4 separate regions of the Homo sapiens genome follow, and regions 1, 2 and 3 are each linked to region 4. Evidence: chromatin contacts called from ENCODE Hi-C or POLR2A ChIA-PET data. All regions are on one chromosome and are shown on one strand. The core of a region is the stretch at or near the end of the contact, and the rest is flanking DNA. Distances in the headings are between cores, read along the strand shown.

Region 1 (3,446 bases), core at 270-2,769, 320 kb before region 4:
CAGGTCTGAGGGTATTTCCCAGGCTCCAGAGGCATTTCTCTGCCTTCTCTTGGCCTGAATGCAGGCCCGCAGGCCAGCTCCCTGGGGGTGCCTACACCCAGGGTGGGCCACTAGATGGCCACAGCCAACGTCATGCCCCACAGCCCTGGCCAAGCGGGGAGTTGAGGACATAGGGGTCCCTTTGAGGTCAGCCCCCACTTCACATGCCACTCCTTGCACCCCCAAGGGCTTGGCACCCGCCTGGGCATGGCGCCTGGCACAGGCACGTTGGGGCTGGGCCGGGAAAGAGTGAAAGAAAGAGGGAGGAAGGGGAGGAGAGAGGGAGTGGCAGCGGGCGGGGGCTCAGGCGGGAGATGAGCTCACGCCGGCCGGGCTGGGCTGGCTGGGGGCCAGGCTGGGCGAGTTCTCCGCTCCAGGGGCCCCCACTCCCCACTCCATAGGGTCTGCGGGGTAGGGGGCAGGAAGGCCCGATCCCAGAGAGTCTGCCCACTTTTGCATCCTGGAACAACAGGTGGTGCGCCCTCCCCCACCTCACCTGAACCCCCAAGGCTCCCCATCTCTAGGAGTGCCTGGTGCATACACCTCCTGTCCCCTCCGCCCCCAGGGGGCGCCCCTTCCGTAAGCCCTCTTATCTGGATTTCTGTCGCACGTGGGACCCCTGCAACTCAGGTCCTGCGGAGACACCCCCACCCCACCCCCGCCGCCACACACACACACACACACACACACACACACACACACAACCCCCGTCTCTGTCCCCTCTCCCTCTTAGTTCTTCGGATTAACTTTCTTCTCTCTAGTACCCCACCTCACAGGCATTCCCATACAGAACCTTCCCACCCAAACACACAGAAACTGAGACGTCCCCCATGCGGTCCTGAGACTCTTGCTTGGTCCCCGGGGACTCCTTACTCAGCGTCTCAGAATTCGAGCCCCCCTCCCAAAAGTTCTCAGGCCCCTCAATTCTGAGATCCCCATTTTGACGCAAAGCATGAAAGCTGGCGCCAATTCCCTCACGTGGGACATCACAGGCCTCTAAGAACCCTCATTGCTTGCAAAATCGGAACCCTCAGGACCCAACCCCAAAAGCCAGGAATTTGGGGCCCCCTTCCTCAAATAGCCCCTGATATTCCCTTGCACTATTGCATATGGAATCTGGGCTCCCTCTCCCTGGAGGACTGTCTCCTCCATCCCCAGGGATCCTCCTCCCCCCCGGAGCCGCTCTCTCGGGACCACCACCCCGCACTCACAGGCGCGGAAGCCGGGTCCCCCCGGGGCCGCCCCGCCGGGAGCGCCGCTGTCCACGCTGGTGGCGTTGCGGGGCGCGCAGGTCGGGGTACAGCGGGAGCCGGTCGGCCCATGGACGCAGCGCAGGCCGCACACGACCGGGGTGAAGCGCACGCGGAGACGCTCTCCGAGCCGGCCCAGTCCAGGCTGCGGCCCTAGCTGCGCCAGCAGCACCAATAGCGACACCCAGAGCAGCCGCACGCCGCCCGCCATGGCTGCAGCGCCGCGCTCCGCCGCGCCGCCGCCCCAGCCCGCCCGAGGGGCCCGGCCGCACCCGCCCGCCCGCCCGCGGGGGAGGTCGCCCGCGCCCCCGCTCAGGCCCCCCCTCCTCACCACTCCCTCCCCGGCGGCCGCGCGGGGGCGCGTGGGGCTGGGCGCTTAGCCAGAGGCTCGCAGGCTGGGCGCTAGACTCGCAGGGGTGAGCGGGGCGCCCCCTCTGTCCCCATCCGCGCACCAACAAGTGGACCGGGCCTGTAGGGGAGCGGCGGGGAAGGGAACAGGTGGGGGCGGGCGGGTTTCCCCCCAGACAGAGCTGAATCCATAAAGAGGAAATCCATTAAGAGTAGTGGGGGCCACATTTGGGGAGACAGCTAAGAGTTGATCCTCTTCTGCCCGGGGCACAGAGAAAGGGGCTTCATCTTGATAGGGGGCTATCATGGTACATCTGGACAGCCAGGTGGGACATCTGAGGGATGGGAGAAGGGTCGCTACACCTGGGCACATAAAGGAATTGGGCGTCTAGATCCTGGGCAGGAGGCTGGAGGTGGGGGGGATACATGTGAAGATGTAGCCACATCTGGCCAGAACGCCACACCTGGCGGGAGAAGTCACAATGGATAAAGGGAGGCTGTGGGCGGGGGTACTAACATCTGGCCCGAGGCTCACATCTGGAAGACTTTAGGGGGAGGGGTCACATCTGGGCTGAAGGCTACAGCAAGAGGAGGGTTTTGAGGGTGTTTGAGATGAGGGGTGTTCTAGACTAGGGGTCAAGAGCTGGAGCGGGAGGAGGGCAGGGGGAAGATTCGGGAAACAGGAGGAGGCCTTTGGCCCCCAGCCGCCCCACAATCTTGAGCATTTGGTGCCCAGGCAGGCGCCAACCCGCACAATCGCTTTTGTTGTCTGGGCTGGTTCGGCGGAGCTTTCTAACGGGCCAGCGCCCTCCCTCTTCGGCCGCGGGGAGCCCGGACGCCTGGCTTCCCGGCCCCACCCCCGCGGGTCAGTGCCTCTGGCCTGTGTCTGGTCCTGTCCCGGGCTCACCTCGCACGGCCGGACGCTGGGGTCCCTAGAGGGGGCCTCGTCCTGGGGGTGGGTGCTGAGCTACAACGGGGGGCGGGTAGGCGGCGGCTGGACCGTGGGAACCAGACGGCTTTATCTGGCCCGGAACCCCCCTCGCCCCAGGCGGAGGAAAGGCGGATGTGCTTACCCGGGGCCTTGCCAGCGGGGGCACGCTGTGGGGGCCTCCTTCTCAGTAGTCCCCGGCCCCCTGGCCCCCGGGGCCGCCGCCGCTTCAGTAGAGCTCTGGCCTCCTGGAGCCTGGGTGGGAGAGGACGGAAAAGCTGCTGTCACCGGGTTAAACTGACCTCCCCACCAAAGGGCCTCCATGCCAGGAAAATGTCTTTCAGTAGCGGCTCTGCCCAACCCTCCCCCCACAACACCTATTTATGGGGACCAGGCCTCTAGTGGGAGAGAAACAAAGACCCTGAGAGAAAGAGAGATGATGGGGGTTGGGGGAGAGAAAGAGAGAAGGGGCAGAGAGACTTAGACATAGAGGCAGGCAGTGAGACACAGGGAGAAAGAGAGAGAGGAAAAGAGACAGGTAACTAGAAAGAAACAGAAAGAGACAGAAATAATGCAGAGATGGGAAGAGCCTGAGATAGGCAGGCAAGGGATGAAATAGAAACGGACAGACAGGCTGATAGCAAAAGAAAGAGCCGGGGAGGGAGGGGGGAGAGAGAGGGAGAGGGGAAGGGAGGAGGAGCGGAAACGGGGGCAAAGCTAGGAGTTCCTGAGGGAGGATTTGGTAGGGGAGGGACTGCCCACTCACGTCAGTGGCTGCCAGTTGAGGGACACCTGTCTCTTCCTCACGCTGGGGCTGGGACTGGGCACTGCAGGCACTGGGTTCAGGCACCGCTGGGGGCCTGCACACTTTTTGGGCTGGC
Region 2 (3,897 bases), core at 1-2,500, 290 kb after region 4:
AAAGGAAGGCCTGGGATAGGTCACTGGACAATTCAGGAAAAGCAAAGCAATGTTTCCATTTCCTAAAAACAAAAACATTTTATGCATTTATTTAAAGATTTACTTAAAGATATAGACCAGAGAGTTGCAATTTATGTGACAAATAATTTAGTCTTTTTAGATTGAATCAAATGAACTTCTTCAAAGGGAAAAATGCAAATGAAAGCTACAGAAAGTACCTGGGGATGTGATTTTTGTGACTGTGAGCAATGAGGTGACAGGCTCTGTGGTAGATTGTGGCTGTGCTTGACATAGCAGTGTGGTACCACGCCGTATGACTGGGTGCAGGCAAGGCTGTGTGAGGATTAGAATGTGTGATTTCCATTTTATGAATAAAAAGGAAATATAAACTTACCTGGACCTGAACTTTTAGACCTGCTACAACAATTGTTCCCTCCTTTTCAGGATCCCTGTTTTGATGAATAGCAGAATGGGGGAAGAAAAATAATCATGAGACAGCAGGCCTTTCTTAAGAGCACAGACCGACCTAGAATATCCCCTCCAGCGCCACATCTGTGCTGACCTCACGCACATAACAGCTGTGTGAGAGTGAGGCTGGGATCTGTCTCTGAACTCACACCAGGTTTCTAGATCAAAGGTATGGGAATGCAGTGGTTCTGAAACATGCAGCTGCCCACACAGCGGCTCCAACTGCGCAGTCTTCCAACCTGTCGTCCCAGGAGTCTGTTTTAGGGACACTTCTAATTCAAAAGTCCAATCGCCAACCCAGGTCTGTACCTTCTTGCTGGGAACCTTCATCCCAGAGCTCGATATTTGACTTCCCTCTTGGGGACACTGCTGTGTGCAAACACCGAGGCCGTGAGGAGGGTAGAGGGTCAGTGACACACACCAGAGAGCCAGGCACCTGTCTCAGCCTCACACCCGCACCCACACCCGCCCAACCCGGTCCTGACAGGCGCCCCGTCGCGCGCACACACACACATACACCGTCTGCCACATTTTGTCACACAATTTCCCTTCTCCGCTCCCCAAGCACGCACAGGCCTGAGGCTCCCTGCGGGCACGACACGCCAGGTCTGGGCCCTGGAGCGCCTCACTTTGGGCGGCAGTTCTATCCCCAGTCCTACTCGTAAGAGTCCCGTTCCGCCTCACCTAGCTCGGACTTCTCGCCCGCAAGTGAATAATAACGGTTAAGGTGACTGAACCGTTAAGAACGCAATGTAAAGGGCCCTTGGGGTCCAGGCAACACTGCCCAAGGGGCTTCTGGGAAATGTAGTCCACAGCCGGAAACTGATCCTTTTGGGCGGAGGCGCAGGCGCGCGCGCATCCGGCGGGTTCGACTCACTTACCAGGAACCCACGCAGGAAGCTGAGGAGGAGAACAGACGCCTCTGGGCCACTGGCCGGGCCACTTGAGCGTGGGACCGCCGAGTGTGACCCTGAGGCCGAGTGCGTGCGGGACTGGGCGATAGCTCCGCCAGGCAGGATTTTGTTTGTTTCACCTCTTGAGGTAGTCCCGGCGTGTAGTACATAATAGGCGCTTAATATGTGTATTGTAAAGAATGAGTGCCTGGCCATTTGTATTTGCCTTGTGAGCGCGTGTGTGTGGCACTGTGAGGGTTGCGGGACCGACGGAACCTCTCTGGCTCTGGCGGGTTGTGTTTCCGCGTGTGTGTAATTTGAGTGTGAGTCAGTGTGTAGTGAGTGAAGGGATCTGACTGGAGAAAACCACAGTAAATACCCGGGGCTGTGATTTTTGTGACTTTGGTCAATGGGACGACAGGCTCTGTGGTAGACTGGCTGTGCTTGACGTAACAATGTGGTACTATGCCGTGTGGTTGCCGGCAAGGCTATGTGAAGATGAGAATGTGTGATTTGGAAAATCTGGATGTGGAACATCACGGGTGCCAGTGGAATTGTGACTCTGTGTGTGTATAAAAGTTTGCAACCATAGGCCTATATGTCTGTGGGATAAAGAGAATATGTTGCGTCTTCTTGGAGTATCAGCTTTATTTAAACATTTGCATCAGAGAGTTGCGATTTATGTGCCAAAGATTTTTGTCTTTTTATATTGAATTAAATGAATTTTTTACAAAGAGAAAAATGAAAATAATAGTAACTTTCAAAAAATATTAAGAATTTCCTTCCACTCTTATATTCTGGCAATGGATCTTTGGCAATGGGTCTTTGGCAGATCAATTTGAAAAGCTTGGACTGAGGAAATTATACTTGGAAAGCACATTAGGCAGTCAGCCCTTGGTTCCTAAATACCATGCTCCACTGAAAGGAGCAAGGCTCCATGGAGAAATGGCAGATTCCAGAGCTGGGGAAGGGAAAGTTCAGAATGAACTTGGAACATCTTGTGCTTGAAAGTAAGGCAGTGCTCAAAGAATGGTGGGGACGTGTTCAAAGGACATGGAAACCAGATTGAAGGGACTTCCACTGACCAAACTTGACATGGTTTGAGCATCAAAATAAATAATGCTAGTTATAGATTAAAACCCATTAAATAACAGAGGGAATCATAATTCCAAACTGATATAAATTAGTACGTGAAAAAAAATTGAAAGTTTGATGAGGGACTGGATGTTTACATTGTTGCAAAGAACCCCTGCCCCCCCCCAAATCCCTTAAAAATGTGTCAATATAAGGCTGGGCACGGTGGCTTATGCCTATAATCCCAGCACTTTGGGAGGCCGAGGTGGGCGGATCGTGAGGTCAGGAGTTTGAGACCAGCCTGACCAACGTGGTGAAACCCTGTCTCTACTAAAAAAATACAAAAATTAGCTGGGTGTGGTGGTGCGTGGTGGGTCCTGTAATCCCAGCCACTCAGGAGGCTGAGGCAGGAGAATTGCTTGAACCCAGGAGGCGAAGGTTGCAGTGAGCCTAGATCGCGCCACTGCACTCCAGCCTGGGTGACAGAGTGAGACTCCATCTTTAAAAAAAAAAAAAAAAAGTGTCCATATGAAAAAATGCTCAACATTACTAATCATCAGAGAAATGCAAATTAAAACCACACTGAGATACCACCTCACAGTGTTAGAATAGCTGTAATCAAAGAGACAAAAGACGACAAGGGTTGGTGAGGGTATGGATATAAGGGAACACTTGTACACTATTTGTGGAAATGTAAATTAGTACAAACATAGAAAATATCCGGAGTTTTCTCAAATTAAAAATATAACCACTATATGACCCAGTCATCCCACTATATATATCTGTATATATCTGTATATATCCGTATCAGTCCATTCTTGCATTGCTATAAAGAAAACCCGAGACTCGGTAACTTATAAGAAAAGATGTTGAATTGGCTCACAGTTCTGCAGGCTGTACGGGAAGCATAGTGGCATCTGCTTTTGAGCAGGCCTCAGGAAGTTTCCAATCATGGTGGAAGGCAAAATGGGAGCAGGCACATCACATGGTGAAAGCAGGAGCAAGAGAGTGAGGAGGGAGATGGTACACACGTTTAAATGTCCAGATCTCATAAGAACTCACTATTATGAGGATGGAAACAAAGGGCTGCTAAGCCATTCATGAGGAATCTGCGCCCATGATCCAATCACCTCCCACCAGTCCCCACTTCTTATATTGGGGATTACATTTCAGTATGAGATTTGGGTTGGGATACACATCTAAACAATGTCATTCTGCCTCTGGCCCCTCTCAAATCTCCTGGCCTTCTCACATTTCAAAATACAATCTTGCCTTCCCAGCAGTCCCCCAGAGTCTTAACTAATTCCAGCATTAACTCAAAAGTCCAAAGTCTGAAGTCTCATCTGAGACAAGGCAAGTTCTTTCCTCCTATGAGCCTGTAAGATCAAAAACAAGTTAGTTACTTCCAAGATAAAATGGGGGTACAAGCATTAGATAGACATTCCTGTTCCAAAAGGGAGAA
Region 3 (3,724 bases), core at 558-3,057, 380 kb before region 4:
GCAGTGGTGTGATCTCATTGCAGCCTCCACCTCCTGGGCTCAAGCGATTCTCCTGCCTCAGCCTCCCAAGTAGCTGGAACTACAGATGCCTTGCCACCACACCTAGCTAATTTTTGTATTTTTAGTAGAGACTGGGTTTCACCATGTTGGCCAGGCTGGTCTGGAACTCCTGACCTCAGCGATTTGCCCACCTCGGCTTCCCAAAGTGTTGGGATTACAGGTGTGAGCCGCCGCGCCCAGCCCAGTATTTTTGCTATTATTATTTTGGAGGCAGGGGTCTCACGCTGTCACCCGGGCTGGACTGCAGTGGGGCAATCATAGCTCATTGCAGCCTTGAATTCCTGGGCTCAACCAATCTTCCCACCTCAGCCTCCTGAGTAGCTGGGACTATAGGCGTACACCACTATGCCCAACTGATTTTTAAATTATTTTGTAGAGATGGGGGTCTCGCTATGTTGTCCAATCTGGTCTGGAACTCCTGGCCTCAAGCGATCCTCTTGTCTCTGCCTCCCAAAGTGCTGGGATAACAGGCGCCCGGCCCCATCCTACCTTTTTGGTCTAAGTTCAGACGGCTCTTCAACCCCCCCAGACTGAGTCAGCAGCACCCACTCTCCCCTTGGATCCTACAGGCCCCTCTCCTCCCCTATCCCAGCCCTGACCCATCTGCCTGTGCCTCCCCCGTCCTCTCAATGACTCATTCTGGGCTGTCACTATCTGGTGGCAGGTCTGTCTGCCTCACTGGACTGTGAGGGAGAAGGGGGTCTGGGGCGTCTCAGTCACTTCCCCGTGCCAACACAGGGCCAGGCACAGAAGAGGCAGCCTCAGTGTTTCCCCTCTGCAAACCACTAGGAAGTGAGAGGGGCAGAAACGGCCTAGGACTGGGACAGAGAGGATTTGAGCAACTGGAAGGATGGGGAACTGAGGTCAGAAGCACGCAGCAAATCTGGGACACAGTCAAGGCACCCCCACCCCGTCCCTGACTGATCTCTTCGTTCAACCACCCTTCCTTGCGCCCAGAGCAGCCTTTCTCAGAGCTGCCCCCACAACGGTTCCCGCGGATGCAGATGGAAGGGGGCCGTCCCGGGGAGGACCTCCCACAGGCTCCTCTTGGCCCATTTCCCATCTTCCCTCCCACGCCCAGGATGGAGACTCTGGCTCTCCACGGAGCTTTTCGCTCCAAAGAGGCCCTGGAACCCGGATCAACCGCCCACTCCCACTTCTCCAGGTTTCAGCCCGCTAAGAATAGACCAGGGACATCGCACTGGAAAGCCCCGCCCTACCCAGGAACCCCATCCCACACAAACGCCTATCGAGGTCATTTTGGGGGAACAGGAGGACGTCCCCCTGGGGCCGGTTCTGCACTCCTCTCTCCCGTTCTTTGGGAAGCTCCGCCCTCCGTTGCAGCCCCGCCCCTCGCGGCCGCCCCCTTTCCCGGAACCGCCCCCGGCCGCGCAGGCTATTTTGATGCATTCCACGGGTGACAGAGCCGGGCGCCCCCACCCCGCTTCCTGTTGGGTGATTTTGTTTTGTTTTGTTTTGTTTTTTAAAGCTCCACCCCCAGGAGGCCACAGTTTCTCCGGGAGCCGGCCGCGCAGGACCGGGGACAGCCCTGGCCCCTCGCTGCACAGCGCTGGGACCGCCCCACGGAGCGCGGCGTCTCATGCTCCCTGGGGCCCGCTGCTTCCACTGCCCTGCGCAGGGCCACGCGCCACCCCGGGCTGCCTGGCCGTAACCTACCCCGTCCACCCTCCAGGCGCGCTCGCCGACCTCCCGCACCTGTGGGGCCACGTGGTTGCCGGGAGCGCTCCTCTAGCGTGGTGAAGCAGCGCCCCCTCGTGGTCTTGCGCTCGCGGCGCCTGGGCGGCCGCCCCTCCAAGACTTTGCTAAGGCAGGAAAAGTGTTTAAGAAAAATTAAAATTGTGCTGGGCGCGGTGGCTCACGCCTGTAATCCCAGCACTTTGGGAGGCCGAGGCAGGTGCATTACCTGAGGTCAGGGGTTCAAGACCAGCCTGGCCAAAATGGCGAAACCCCGTCTCGACTAAAAATGCAAACATTAGCCGGACGTGGGGGCGGGCGCCTGTAGTCCCAGCTACCCGGGAGGCTGAGGCAGGAGAATCGCTTGAACCCGGTAGGTGGAGGTTGTAGTGAGCCGAAATCGAGCCACTGCACTCCAGTGATAGAGGGAGACTCGGTCTCAAAAAAAAAAAAATTGCTGTCGCATTCATGAACATTATACTTCAGGCCCTGGCTCAGCCATTCACCCCTCTGGGAAGTCCTCCCTGACTGGTCGGGCGCCTCCTTTGGGCTCCTATGGTTCCTTATGCTCCTCAACTGGGCCTGTACCTCCCCGCCCTGGCCCGGATCCGTCTGCCTGTACATCTCCCATCTGGACCTCGACCCCTTTGCCCTCTGCCTGCACCTCACCAGTCCCCGCCCCGACCCCTCTGCCTGTGCCCCCCATTCCAGCCCAACCTCTCTGCCCGGGCTTCCCCCATCCTGGCCTCCCACCCCTCTGCCTGTCCCCTCCCCACCATCCCGCCGTGATGGCTCTAGGCTGTCACTGTCTATAATGGGTCGGCGTCCCCGCCCTGCACAGAAAACCTCATGAGGGCAGGGAAGAGAGCTGTCTTGATAACTACTGAGTCCTCAGTATTACCAAGGTAACATTTATTTCCTCCCTCAACACTGGTTTTGTTTTAACAGCTTTACTGAGGTATAATCTACCTGTCATAAAATTCACCTATTATAAGTGATTTACTGATTTTGGGTGATTTTACAGTTCTGCAGCCATCACAGCCAATTCAAGAACATTTCCATCACTCTGAAAAGATCCCTTCTGCCCATTTGCAGTCGCTCCCTATTCCCTGTCCCAGCCCCAGGCAACCACTGGTCTACTTTCTGTCCCATACATATTCTCTTCTTCATTTTACAAGCATTTTCTGAATATTTATTTTTATCAGCTATTGAGGGCTGAGGGTACACAATGAAACTCACAGGCCCTGCCTTCAGGGAACTCAGAGTCTGGTTATTGTAATAGCTGATGGGAAAATATGTCCATGCACTAATTTCTTCATTCATTCAAAAAACATTTATTGGCCAGGCACTGTGGCTTGTGCCTGTAATCCCAGCACTTTGGGAGGCTGATTGGGGAGGGTCACTTGAGGCCAGGAGTTCAAGACCAGCCTGGAAAATATAGTGAGACCCCCCCCCCCACCCCGATCTCTACAAAAAAATTTTTTTTTTTAATTATCAAGGTGTGGTGGTGCACACCTATAGTCCCAGTAACAGGAAGCTGAGGTGGGAGGATTGCTTGAGCCCAGGAGGTCGAGGCTGCAGTGAGCCATGATTGTGCCACTGCACTCCAGCCTGGGTGACAGAACAAGACCATCTCTACAGAAAAAAAAAAAAAAAAAAAAAAGAGAGAAAAAGAAGGGTCTTCCAAAAATTCATGGAAAATGTGTATTATGAAAAAACTATGCATGGAGTTCAATTTTTTTTTTTTGCACCAAAATAAATTCATACTAACTTGTTATAACTTGTCTGAACAGGACCTAGTTTGAGACACTAAAATAAAACATCAGATTGAAAAGAGCCCCTATCAGAGCAACACGAATTCTAAAATTGAAGCAAGAACAAGCATCAAATTGATGGTGAAGCTTGGGTGGAAGAATGATGAAATCATTGATGTTTTCCAAAAACTTGACAGTGCCCCAGAGAAATCAGC
Region 4 (3,514 bases), core at 944-3,443:
CAGAAAGAGCCGGGTGCAGTGGCTCACACCTGTTATCCCGGCACTTTGGGAGGCCAAGGCAGGTGGATCACGAGGTCAAGAGATGGAGACTATCCTGGCCAACATGGTGAAACCCCCTCTCTACTAAAAATACAAAAAAATTAGCTGGGCGTGTTGGCGCGTGCCTGTAATCCCAGCTACTCAGGAGGCCGAGGCAGGAGAATCGCTTGAACCTGGGAGGCAGAGGGCAGAGGTTGCAGTGAGCCAAGATCTCGCCACTGCACTCCAGCCTGGCGATGCAGTGAGTCTCAAAAAAAAAAAAAAAAAAAAAGAGAAAGCCACTGCCCTTGACTACCAGTGCTGCAAGGAGTTTATACACAAGCACATGGGTGGTTTCAGTGAGATCTCAGTGTGTCATAATTAAGTGCCCTAGGAGGGGCTAGGATTCAAGTTGGCCCAGGGGAGACTTAGACGTAGGGGAATGGCCTGTGAGCTGTTCAGTGTGGACAGGAGTGAAGAGGGTTGGTCACAGTAACCTTGAGTCTAGATTAGGGCAGAAGGGCTAATGCTTGAAACAAACATTCTGCAAGAGCCCACTCTGGGCAATGTTGGATACACACTGATCTCTGAGACAGTCTTGGTCTCTTCCTTTACTGTGTTTCCTGTGCAGTGGGGGAAACAGACCTGTCACCAGACAGTAATAGATGAAAATGGTTAGGGCTGTGAAGGGGGAGGCATTGGTCAGAGTTATTAACACCGACTGATGGGGAAGACCGGGAATTAGGAATACCAAGCAGCAAGTTCCAAGCTAGAAACCAAATAAGAAAGGGCTAGTTCCAGCATTAGGTTTACGTCTCAGAAAACGAAAGCCGAACCCTCAGCAGGATTTGCCTGAAACACTCTCACAGACTGAGGTGGACCCAGGATTCAACTCTCAGTCAGGCATTTTTCTCACTTACCAATGCATACAATTGCCAAGTTATATGGCATACTGGAACCCAAATTCAGGAGGCAGCACAATCCCCTATGAGAGAGGAGGGGCTGGGAGCCAGATGTCTCACAGCTGTCCAGTATACTAGCTAATATACGGATTAGGATCTGTGCAAAGCTCTTTTCTTGCAGGGTCATTTTTTTTCTTTTTTCTTTCTTTTCTTTTTTTTTTTTTTTTTTGAGACGGAGACTTGCACTGTCGCCCGGGCCGGAGTGCAATGGCATGATCTCGGCTCACTGAAACCTCTGCCTCCCGGGTTCACGCGATTCTCCTGCCTCAAGCCTCCCAAGTAGTTGGGATTACAGGCACACACCGACATGCCCGGCTTTTTTTTTTTTTTTTGTATTTTGAGTAGAGACGGGGTTTCACTATGTTGGCCAGGCTGTCTCGAACTCCTGACCTCATGATCCGTCTGCCTTGGCCTCCCCAAGTGCTAGGATTACAGGAGTGAGCCACCGCGCCCGGCCGCAGGGTGATTTTAAGGCCTTTATGGGCCCAAGTTGCATTATAAAATGTTATATCCCAGATTCACTGGAATATGTACGATGAGAGCAGGTGGCATTAATATCTTGCAGTAATGAACTAATTGGTAAAAACCGTTTTGTTTACATTAAAATGGTTCAAAAGCCAGCGACACAGCGATGATTGTTTCCATTTAGCAGATGTGGATACTGAGGCACAGAAAACGGTCAAGCCTTCTGCCCACAGTCACCAGAAAGGAGGAAATTCAAGTCTGGGGTTGTGTGGCTTCAGAGCCTGAGCTCAACCATGACGAGCACACTGAAAAGGAAACCCCTCCTAACTAACTCCCGCTCCGGGGTCCTTTAAGAGCGTCAGAACCCAGAACTGAGTAAAACAAGATCAAAGCGTATGTAAATACGGACTAGGGGCTGCCGGGAAATAATCACTACGGCTAGGCCCTAGGGAAAGCAGACGTCGGAGTCCTAGTGCGCCTGCGTAGCCCCATCTCGCCTTTCCGCCCCACGGCCTAGCGAGGCCCATCTCTAACCCACACAGGCCCAAAGTTGTCTAATGTGCGCAGGCGCCCTGCTGTGAGCCCGCCTCCTTCTCTGCCCTGCTCTTGCGCTCTCGCTCTCTCAGAGTTCGTCTCTGGCTCTTTGTACGTCACTTCCTGTTTGTGGCGCGAGAGGGCGGTATTTCCGTCCAGAGGGTGGGAGGGGGCGGTAAGCGGGGGCTGGGGGGAGGGGGCGGGGGGGGCCGCGCCGTGCTAGCCGTTGGGCCTGCCTCGGAGGAGGCGTCGCCGCCGCCGCTGCCGCTGCCGGCGCCGTTGCCGCTGCCGGGAAACACAAGGAAAGGGAACCAGCGCAGCGTGGCGATGGGCGGGGGTAGAGCCCCGCCGGAGAGGCTGGGCGGCTGCCGGTGACAGGTGAGTGCGCCAGCGCGTGTCCCCGAACGCCCCCCCCACGATGGTCGCGTCCGGGCCCCCCGCGGTGCCGCGATGGGCTGTACCACCCGTGCCCGGCGGGGGGACCGCGGCCCTCGAGCCCCTCCTTCAGGAGCTGAGTGGGGGTGGCCGAGCGGGGGCGGTGGGACCAGCCTCGGGGGGCCGGGGCGGTGGCGGCGGGCCATACCACTGAGGCGGTGGGGGGAGCGCTGCAAGTTTGCGGGACGGGGAGCGCAGGCCGCAGCGTGCGCGGGCCGGGGGCTGGACCTTTCGGGCGCGGCGGGCAGATCGAGCCTGGCGTGCGCGGGCTAAGCTATCGAGGGGGCGCGCCGCATCAAGTGTAGAGGGCTGTACCTTTTTGGCGCTGTGGAAGCCGTTGCTGTGCTGTATTTACAGGGGTGGGGGCTTCTGGGGAGGATGCTTCCCCAACTGTGGCTGGGTTATATCACCACGGCGTTGGGGGAGCCCTGCTTAGAACGTAGGGGAACCCAAATCAGAGGACTGTGATGTTTGTGATCTTTAAGGGACTGGGACGGGGCGGGACAGGCCCTAGTGGGTTTTAGGGGCGTATTTTGGGAGGACTGTGATGCCGATTGGTGAGGAGGGGTTTCTGTTTCCTGTATTTGACGTGTGTGGCGTTGGGGGTTTACACTGATCTCAGCCTTTATTGAACTTCTTAACGACTCTGGAGGGAACGTCATGGTTACTGGGGTGCTTTGGACCATGGAGGTGCTGCTCTGGATTCCATTACCCTCTCAGATTATTTACCAGGCAGTAACAGTTCTTTCCTTCCATAGGGGAGGGAGGAAAGCTGTGTTAGAAGTCACTGAAGTTGTCTGAGCCTTAACATTCTGAAGAGGAAGAGGGATTGGGCTTGGATTTGAGGAGCCGTGCCCCTGCACCCGCTTGTTAAAACTTGGGAGGAAGGAGTGTTTGGGGGAACACCTCTTCCCCCCAGGGAAGCTCTCTGGGGGCATCTTGATCTTGGGATTGTGAGGACCTCTTCCTCTCATTTGGAGACCTCTTGGGGCTCAGCAAGACGCCTGGGCTGGAGTAACTAGAGCCTCCAATGGGCTGCTTTTCAACTTCATCCACTCCTACCTTCCCAGAGAAGCAGCAGGAGTTCACTCGTGGGCTGA

Evidence for each region. Hi-C counts contacts between places; a loop is a spot of excess contacts on that map. ChIA-PET counts read pairs that join two places held with the same protein, here RNA polymerase II (POLR2A). Pooled maps may share reads with other maps.
Region 1: a loop to region 4 is called in a map of heart right ventricle, with 3 times the contacts of the local background. The contact joins the promoter of LTBP4 here to the promoter of AKT2 in region 4. A Hi-C loop is called at or near these places in 11 of 168 maps with a recorded cell type or tissue (B cell, CD4-positive, alpha-beta T cell, CD4-positive, alpha-beta memory T cell and 7 more), 22 of 37 single-sample maps with no recorded cell type and 24 of 50 pooled maps. POLR2A ChIA-PET finds 5 or more read pairs at or near these places in 12 of 52 experiments (A673, BJ, HEK293T and 9 more).
Region 2: a map of CD8-positive, alpha-beta T cell shows a loop between it and region 4 (2.7-fold over the local background). The contact joins the promoter of ZNF546 here to the promoter of AKT2 in region 4. A Hi-C loop is called at or near these places in 2 of 168 maps with a recorded cell type or tissue (CD8-positive, alpha-beta T cell and naive thymus-derived CD4-positive, alpha-beta T cell), 3 of 37 single-sample maps with no recorded cell type and 14 of 50 pooled maps. POLR2A ChIA-PET finds 5 or more read pairs at or near these places in 3 of 52 experiments (HEK293, Panc1 and activated B cell).
Region 3: a loop to region 4 is called in a pooled map, with 4 times the contacts of the local background. The contact joins the enhancer-like site here to the promoter of AKT2 in region 4. A Hi-C loop is called at or near these places in 5 of 50 pooled maps.

Annotation. Positions count from the first base shown.
Region 1 is chr19:40,599,442-40,602,887 of GRCh38, reverse strand. LTBP4 (latent transforming growth factor beta binding protein 4) reads right to left here and starts at 1,519. Exons shown (of 30, transcript NM_001042545.2): 1 at 1,251-1,519. The coding sequence starts at 1,500. RefSeq lists an enhancer at 1-254 and a silencer at 1,436-1,585.
Region 2 is chr19:39,994,413-39,998,309 of GRCh38, reverse strand. It overlaps ZNF546 (zinc finger protein 546), which reads right to left and starts at 1,250. Exons shown (of 7, transcript NM_178544.5): 1 at 1,153-1,250; 2 at 395-449; 3 at 1-62. RefSeq lists a silencer at 216-315 and enhancers at 1,134-1,428, 1,101-1,600, 1,436-1,615, 1,601-2,102.
Region 3 is chr19:40,661,039-40,664,762 of GRCh38, reverse strand. No RefSeq gene overlaps it. Among named protein-coding and RNA genes, the nearest start is that of NUMBL, 28 kb to the left of the region's middle. RefSeq lists a silencer at 1,566-1,845. Within about 2 kb of position 1,807, at least 35 of the 41 ENCODE cell types and tissues checked have a DNase peak (open chromatin) inside an H3K27ac peak, as active enhancers do.
Region 4 is chr19:40,284,024-40,287,537 of GRCh38, reverse strand. AKT2 (AKT serine/threonine kinase 2) reads left to right here and starts at 2,193. Exons shown (of 14, transcript NM_001626.6): 1 at 2,193-2,357. RefSeq lists enhancers at 1,041-1,872, 3,029-3,168 and a silencer at 2,159-2,658.